2 separate regions of the Mus musculus genome follow, and region 2 is linked to region 1. A link is a contact called in ENCODE Hi-C or POLR2A ChIA-PET data. All regions are on one chromosome and are shown on one strand. The core of a region is the stretch at or near the end of the contact, and the rest is flanking DNA. Distances in the headings are between cores, read along the strand shown.

Evidence for each region. A loop is a pair of places that touch in the nucleus more often than their neighbours do. ChIA-PET counts read pairs that join two places held with the same protein, here RNA polymerase II (POLR2A).
Region 2: a loop to region 1 is called in a map of heart, with 4 times the contacts of the local background. The contact joins the promoter of Fam221a here to the promoter of Ccdc126 in region 1. A Hi-C loop is called at or near these places in 14 of 37 maps with a recorded cell type or tissue (T-helper 1 cell, adrenal gland, gastrocnemius and 4 more). POLR2A ChIA-PET finds 5 or more read pairs at or near these places in 4 of 5 experiments (Patski and embryonic stem cell).

Annotation. Positions count from the first base shown.
Region 1 is chr6:49,317,689-49,321,153 of GRCm38, forward strand. Ccdc126 (coiled-coil domain containing 126) reads left to right here and starts at 1,586. Exons shown (of 3, transcript NM_175098.6): 1 at 1,586-1,792.
Region 2 is chr6:49,366,073-49,369,537 of GRCm38, forward strand. Fam221a (family with sequence similarity 221, member A) reads left to right here and starts at 1,667. Exons shown (of 7, transcript NM_172727.3): 1 at 1,667-1,901. The coding sequence starts at 1,837.

The DNA.
Region 1 (3,465 bases), core at 336-2,835:
GAGCACAGAACATTTGTGTCCAGATTATCCCATTTTGTGCATTGGTTACATGGGTTTTTTTTCTCCTTAGTTAGGGCCCTGGTTGGATCCCCCTTTCCTTCTCCTCCCCTCCTTCTACTGTGACGTGGAGGATCAAACTATCCTCATACAAGGTATTAATAAACCCCTACATGTGCTGGTGTTCTACAGATGGAACACTTTGTTTTGCCCTTGATTCTTTTTCTTGTGATTAAAATTCTTTGTACATTCTGAGTACAAGGCCTTTCTTGATTTATATATTTCAAGGGTCTCATTCCACTCTTAAGGCTTGTCTTTTGTTTGTTGCTGTTAAAACTGTCTTTCCCAGGCTGCATTTGATTTCCAGGTCCTCCTGTTTTGTTTGGTGTGTGTGTGTGTGTGTGTGTGTGTGTGTGTGTGTGTGTATGTATGTGTGAAAGAGCGACAGAGAGAGAGAGAGAGAGAAACACACAGAGAAAGACACAGAGACACAGAGAGAGAGACACACAGAGACACACACAGAGACACAGAGAGAGAGATGCACACAGAGAGGCACACAGAGAGAGGCACACACAGAGACATATACACACACAGATAGAGAGAGACAGAGGGAGAGAGAATTTTATGAGTATTGGTATTTTGCTTGCATATACCTTAGTGTACCAACTGTATTCCTGGTGAGGCCAGAGGAAGACTGTCAGATATCCAGAAATGGGGTGACAGATGGTTGTGAGCCACCATGTGGATTCTGGAAACTAAACCCGAGTGCTCTCTAAGCACAAGGGCTCAGCCATCTTTCCAGCCCAATTTGACTTTTTAACGTGTAATTTTGTGTGTGCTGAGCATTTAATCAGGGCCATATTCATGCTAGCCAAGTGTTCTACCACTAAGCTGCATACCAAGTCCCGAAGTACTTGATTTTTTAAAAATGTATTAACTTTGTTAAACTCTTATTAATTGTAATAATTTGTCTACAAGTTGTTTTGTATTTGTCATGTGTATACATATTTATACCATCCGTGACAAGAATATCTTTAAAACACTTTATTTGTATTCATGTAATTGTGTGTGAGTGTGCTGAGGTCTGCAGAGGCCAGAAGCAGATGGGATCCCTTGGAGCTGGAGTTCCAAGAGATTATGAACCTCTTGATGTGGGAGCTGGTAATTGAACTCTGGTCTTCTGGTCCCTCAGCAAACTGTCTGAACTTTTGAGCTAGGTCTCCAGTCCTCAGAAAAGGATAGTTTGTTTCTATTAGTCTTTAGTCCTTTTAGTTATTTTTTTATCCTATTTCCCTGAGTGAGGACCTTCAGGAGCACCATGGGGACATTGGACTCTCCAACACTAGGATGCCCTCTAGTGTCAGACAACAGCATTAGGGGTTTCTTTTCTAGTGGAAGGTAGATAGTAGGATGCTTCACCACTAGTGGCGAATAGGGTGCTGAGTTTTCTCTAGTAGCAATGCAGCTGCTGCGCCTCTTAGTTGCTAAGCAACCGCGTCGCCCTGAGCCCCTGGGCCAACAGCACGTGCTGTCTCTCCGCAAGGCGGGACTACATTCCCCACAATGCCGCGCGCAGTAGGCCCTGGCCGGAGAATGGGGGAAGGGTGGCCGGGAGGCGGAGCGGAAACCGGGAGTAGCGTCCCCGGGTGCCGAGCGCTCTCGGTCCTACCTCCGTCCTGGCCCGCAGGCTGTTGCGGCGCCGCTAACGCCCTCCCGTGGCGGGCTGTGGCTGTACTTCCAGTTTGTGAGCCCCGCGGCGGCGGCCCGCGTGATTGAAAGGAAACCAGCAGGCCAGGTCAGACGGAGGAGATTGGGGAGGCGGGAGGCGGTGTCCCTGCGGCCCCGGCTTTGCTACTTTGACAGCCTCGACCGCCGGGCCGGGCTCCGCGGTGCTCTGCGGGGATGGGCAGTCTCTGCGGCCGCGCTCATTTGTGCTCCACTCTTGACAGCTCAATTCTCTCGTTAGGAGAAGGACGTGAAATGCCCATTAAACCTGCCAAACTCTTCTCCTGGGAGGCTGGGGAGGAACTTTATCTGCTGTAGGTACAGGCGGTGGCAATTGAATGGCCAGGCAGCCAGGATTCGAACCCCTGGCGTCCCTCTGCCTGCTGCTTCATTCAGGCTAAGCAATGGCTCCAAGCCGATGTGTTTCATCCAGCAGATGGAGATCTCATACAGTTTTAAGTTGTTAGATTTATGGATAATAAGCTATTACACCTTGAGTTTTTCATTTGATGAAAAGATGTTTTGAATGTGATTCGAAGTGTGTGGACTTTTGGTTAATCACTAGGTTGTGTGTTCAGTTTATATTTTTACTTCTTACATGCAGAGAATTCCTTAAGATATGCTGGCTTCTTAATTTCCGCCCCTTTAAGATGGCTGAGAATGTTCTAAGGAAATTGATGACTCTGCTTTCCTGGGGATCAGCTCTGTATATAACTGTACAAGGACTCACCTCCCCCACCTCCCTAGCCTGGTCCCATAGGAAACCCTTAAAAGGAGATTAAAGGCTTTGTCCGTCAGATCCTTTGCAGCTTTGCCCTATGTCAACTTTCTGTACTGTTTCTAATGGTTCAGTCGTTTCTCTCCTCCCCACTCCCCTTCTCTCATTTTCTAGACAGGATTTCTCTGTGTAGCCCTGGCTGTCCTGGAACTCACTCAGTAGACCAGAAAACTATAAATCCCCTTACGCATTTATTCGTGACCAGGCTGGCCTCAAACTCAAGAGATCCTCCTGCCTCCGCCTCCCTAGTGCTGGGATTAAAGGTGTGCGCCACCATCACCTGACACCCACTTAGGATTTCTGTTCCCAGGTTATAGTTTTTGTCTGGAGACACATTGAGTGAATGCAGTAAATCTGATCAGGAACGACTTCAACGTGTTCAGGTTCTGTCAGTTGTTTTTACCCTTGCTTTCTCAATGTTATTGACATTGGGTTTTCAAGGAAAGCTTTATAAAACTTTAACTGAATTTCATTTTTATTTAACGTGTATGCCCTGTATGTACTATTTTGAGTCGAGACATGATGATTTATGTGACTGTGTGATATCTTTAGGGAAAGGGGAGCCTTCTAATGATTGCTAGAACAGTAGCAGTTAATAATTGTGGAAGGGGGCATACGCATGCAAACATTTCTGATTAACCTTAAAACGTGCGGCAGAAACACTCATTTTGAAGAAAATGTCTCTCCTTGGTGTTATGAGTGCAGTAGAGGAGAAGGTGAGAACCGCAGCCTTGGTTCTTGTCCTGTTCTGCCACCATCCGCATGACCTTAGCTCTGCTTTCTCTGCAGTTCTCCTTTCCCCGTGTCTACAGTAATGAACAGATCGATTCGTCTATCTCAGACTTCCAATGCTAAGGATCTTGGAACATCCATTTTACTATAGCGGAAAACTATAAATCCCCTTACACATTTATTCGTGTCCTTGTTCCCTGCCCTTTACGTTTTACAGTTCTTTCCTTCCACCC
Region 2 (3,465 bases), core at 417-2,916, 48 kb after region 1:
TTTGGAAGCAGAGGCAGGAGAAGCCCAAGTGTGAAAACAGACTTGACCGCATGGTGAGTTCTAAATTAGCCAGGATCATATAGCGGGTGAGACCTCTCAAAACCATCCCACCCTGACCAGGCCAGGGATACGGCTCAGTTGGCAGAGCCCTGAAGTAGAAACACACTGTTGGAAAACAGCCACAGCTGACCTGCTGCATTCGAGTTGCTGTGAACCTTGAATCTCTAAAAATCCAATTATCTGTTAAACAAGAAGATTAAAGGATGAGAAATTTGGTCCATAGAGAGCTACAATGTTTGAGAATTCTTTTCTCCTGAGTAACGGTTAATTTCTTACTCCTTTTCAGCTTGCCAGAACAACTTATAGCTAAATTACTAACGGATGATAATTCCATTTTTATATAAAATGCGTGGAGATTCTTTTTAAATGTTGAAACAGACTTATCTTGGAGTCAGGTGTATAGTTTGGCAGTACAGAGCTTACCTAGCAGCTCAAAGGCTTTGTGCTCCTACCCGGAAGGCAAGAACTTGGCTGAATTGTTTCTGCTTGTTCTTCCTTAACCTGTTATTTTCTTTGGAGAACATTTTTTTTTCCTTGTCACTTGCACTGGTACTCAGGATTGCTGGTTTTATATTTTATTATTTTCCAGTGGCATCGAGACTTGAACCCAGGGTCTCAGTATGCTAAACTCATGCTGTCCAACTAAGCTTCTATGCTCAGTTCTCAGCCTCAACCGTAATACTGAAAACATGGACGTTGACACCCCTCCCCCACACTTCAGAGATGTACTGATTCGAAGTGTGTGATTGTGAATGGGTGCGTGCAGCAGTGTAAACAAGCTCTGAGGCCAGTGGGCAAGAGGAAAGGGTTGGGTGTCTTCCTCTATCATGCTCCATTTAATCCTTTCATGTAGTCTCTCCCTGAACCCAGGGTTGGGATTTTCTTGTCTAGGCTGAAAGCCAGCAAACCTCATTGATTTTTCTGTCTCCACCTACCTTGAAACTGGGGTATTAAGAGTCTGAGATGCCTGGTTCTTTATGTGGGTGCTGGGATCTGAACTCTGGTACTTATGATCGCACAGCAAGCACTCTTAGCTACCGCTCCAAGTGGCCAATTCTCCAAGACTACGTACATTTCGAGAGATTGATTAAATGGGAAGAGGTATATAAACCCTGTTTTGAGAACCCATTGTATCCTGGCACTGCACTTATTCTTAAGGAGACTCTGGGAATGAAGCAGTGAAGAGCACGAAGTTTGAAGTGGGCAAACAGCATCTGTTTTGCAGCCTTGGGCTATGCAGGAGAAGCCAATTTGTAGGGCTCAGGTAGCGGTAGGGTGGCGAAGCTCAAGCTAAATTAAGCTCAAGGACCCTTAGAGGATCGCCAGGTAGACTGTGGGCCACGGAAGCAATCACGAGGGTTGGTGGAGACGTTTGGCCTGGAGCAGCAAGAGGGGCGGGGCAAAGCGGGGCTTGGCCAAGGGGCGTGGCACAAGGAAGAAGAGGGGCGCTAGGACAGGCCGGATGCTAGGGTAGAGCGGGAGCTGGGGAGAGGTAAGGATGAGGGCGGAGCTAAGTGGGGCGGAGCCCAGAGGAGGGGGAAGATTGATTGGGGAGGAGCTGCGGGGAGAGGACGGGAGCTGAGGGGGACAAGGGCGGGACTAAGCGGGTGAAACAGAGGGGCGGGGCCCAGGACGGGGCGGGGCTAAGGGGGCGGGACCGGGCAGTTTCTGGCGGCAAGGCTGTTTGTTACTCGCGCAGGTCTGGTGGATCCTGCCTGGCAGCTGCAGGGCGGACTCAAGAGCTCGAGGCAAGGGCTCCTTTCGCTTCCCGCGGCCATGGAGCGGCTGACGTTGCCTCCTGGTGGTGCGGAGGCAGTGGACGAGTACTTGGAGTACCGGAGGTGAGGCCTTAACTCTGCTCCGCGGGGCGGGCTCCTGTTCACGGACTCTTGTCCGTCCGAGCACGGTGGGACGAACCCGGACCCAGCGGACGAACGTACTAGCGCTCTGGGAGTCTGTTCGGGAGGCCTGGATTAATTTCACATTTCATCCTCTGTAATTAAATTTGCAGACACACAATTCTATTCTATAATGAATCTCTTCGGAGACCACTTGAGAGTCTCCTTTGCCAAAAGGGATGATTAACTACTTTTAAAATGGATCCCTTTTTGTTTCTCTTAGTGACAATTGATTTACATATTGGGTCTATAAAAGTTAGTAGATGTCAGTTTATACATCAATTCAGTGCTCTCCCAAACCAAGGGAGATGGTTTTTGGACTTAGCTTCCGAGACTCCTCTCTGGAAGCAGGGAACACAGCTGCTTGCTCCTTTGGCTCCACACACATCTGCCCCCAATTCCCATAGCCTAGGAGGGGTTTCTTCTTGACAGCTGGGAAACTGGGAGAATAGAGGTTACAGACGACTTGGAGAATGTGTGTGCACAAAGGAAAAGCCAGATGTATAGAGCTTCCCCCAAGTCATTCGTGGGGTGTCCAGGCAGTTGGGTTTCCCAGCATATTGCCCCAATAGTGTAGTTTTGGGTAATGCTTAGAACTTTCTGAAGATTCTGAACAGGAAATGTGAGATGGAACAGCTTGATCAGTCTGTCTTAGTTAGGTTTCTATTGCTCTATTGAAACACTGATCAAAAGCAACTTAGGAGGAAAGGGTTTATTTCAGTGTATAGCTTGTAGGCCATGATCCAGGGAGGCCAGGCCAGGGGCTAATGCAGTGCCCCTGGAGGGTGCTGCTCATTGCTTTGCTGTTCATGGCTTGCTCGGCCTGTTTGCTAATAGCATAGTAATAGTGAGCTGGGCCCTCCTACATCAATCAGAGGTCCTGCCACAGGCTTGCCCACAGGCCAGTCTAGTGTGTATGTGTGTCATTTTTTCTCAGTTGAAATTTTCTTATTTTTTTAAAAATTCTTTTTAAAAAGGAATTATTTATTTTTTGTATATGAGTACACTGTACCTGTCTTCAGACACACCAGCAGAGGGCATCAGATCCCATTACAGATGGTTGTGAGCCACCATGTGGTTGCTGGGAATTGAACTCAGGACCTCTAGAAGACCAGTCAGTGCTCTTAATGACTGAACCAACTCTCCAGCCCTCATTTGAGATTTTCTATTTCTGTATGACTCTAGCTTGGGTCAAGTTGACATAAAACTAGGCAGTAGCACCCAGTCTTCATGGTAGGTTCACCGCATGCTCACCCTCTTACAGAGCACGGCTGGCTTCTTTAGTTTTGCTTTCTGGCTTTTCACTTGTCTCTTGTCCAGAAAATGGTAGGGACAGGCTCATGGAAAATTATTTTTTGCAATCGTAAATATTATGGAACATTTCCCTTTAGGAGAGATTATTGCATCAATAAGATCTGAGAAACATGAAGACTCGGCCTTCCAGATATCAAAGGGTTATTTGGGGAAGGCATTCCAAAATGATCCCTATCAGAAACCAACTTTCCTA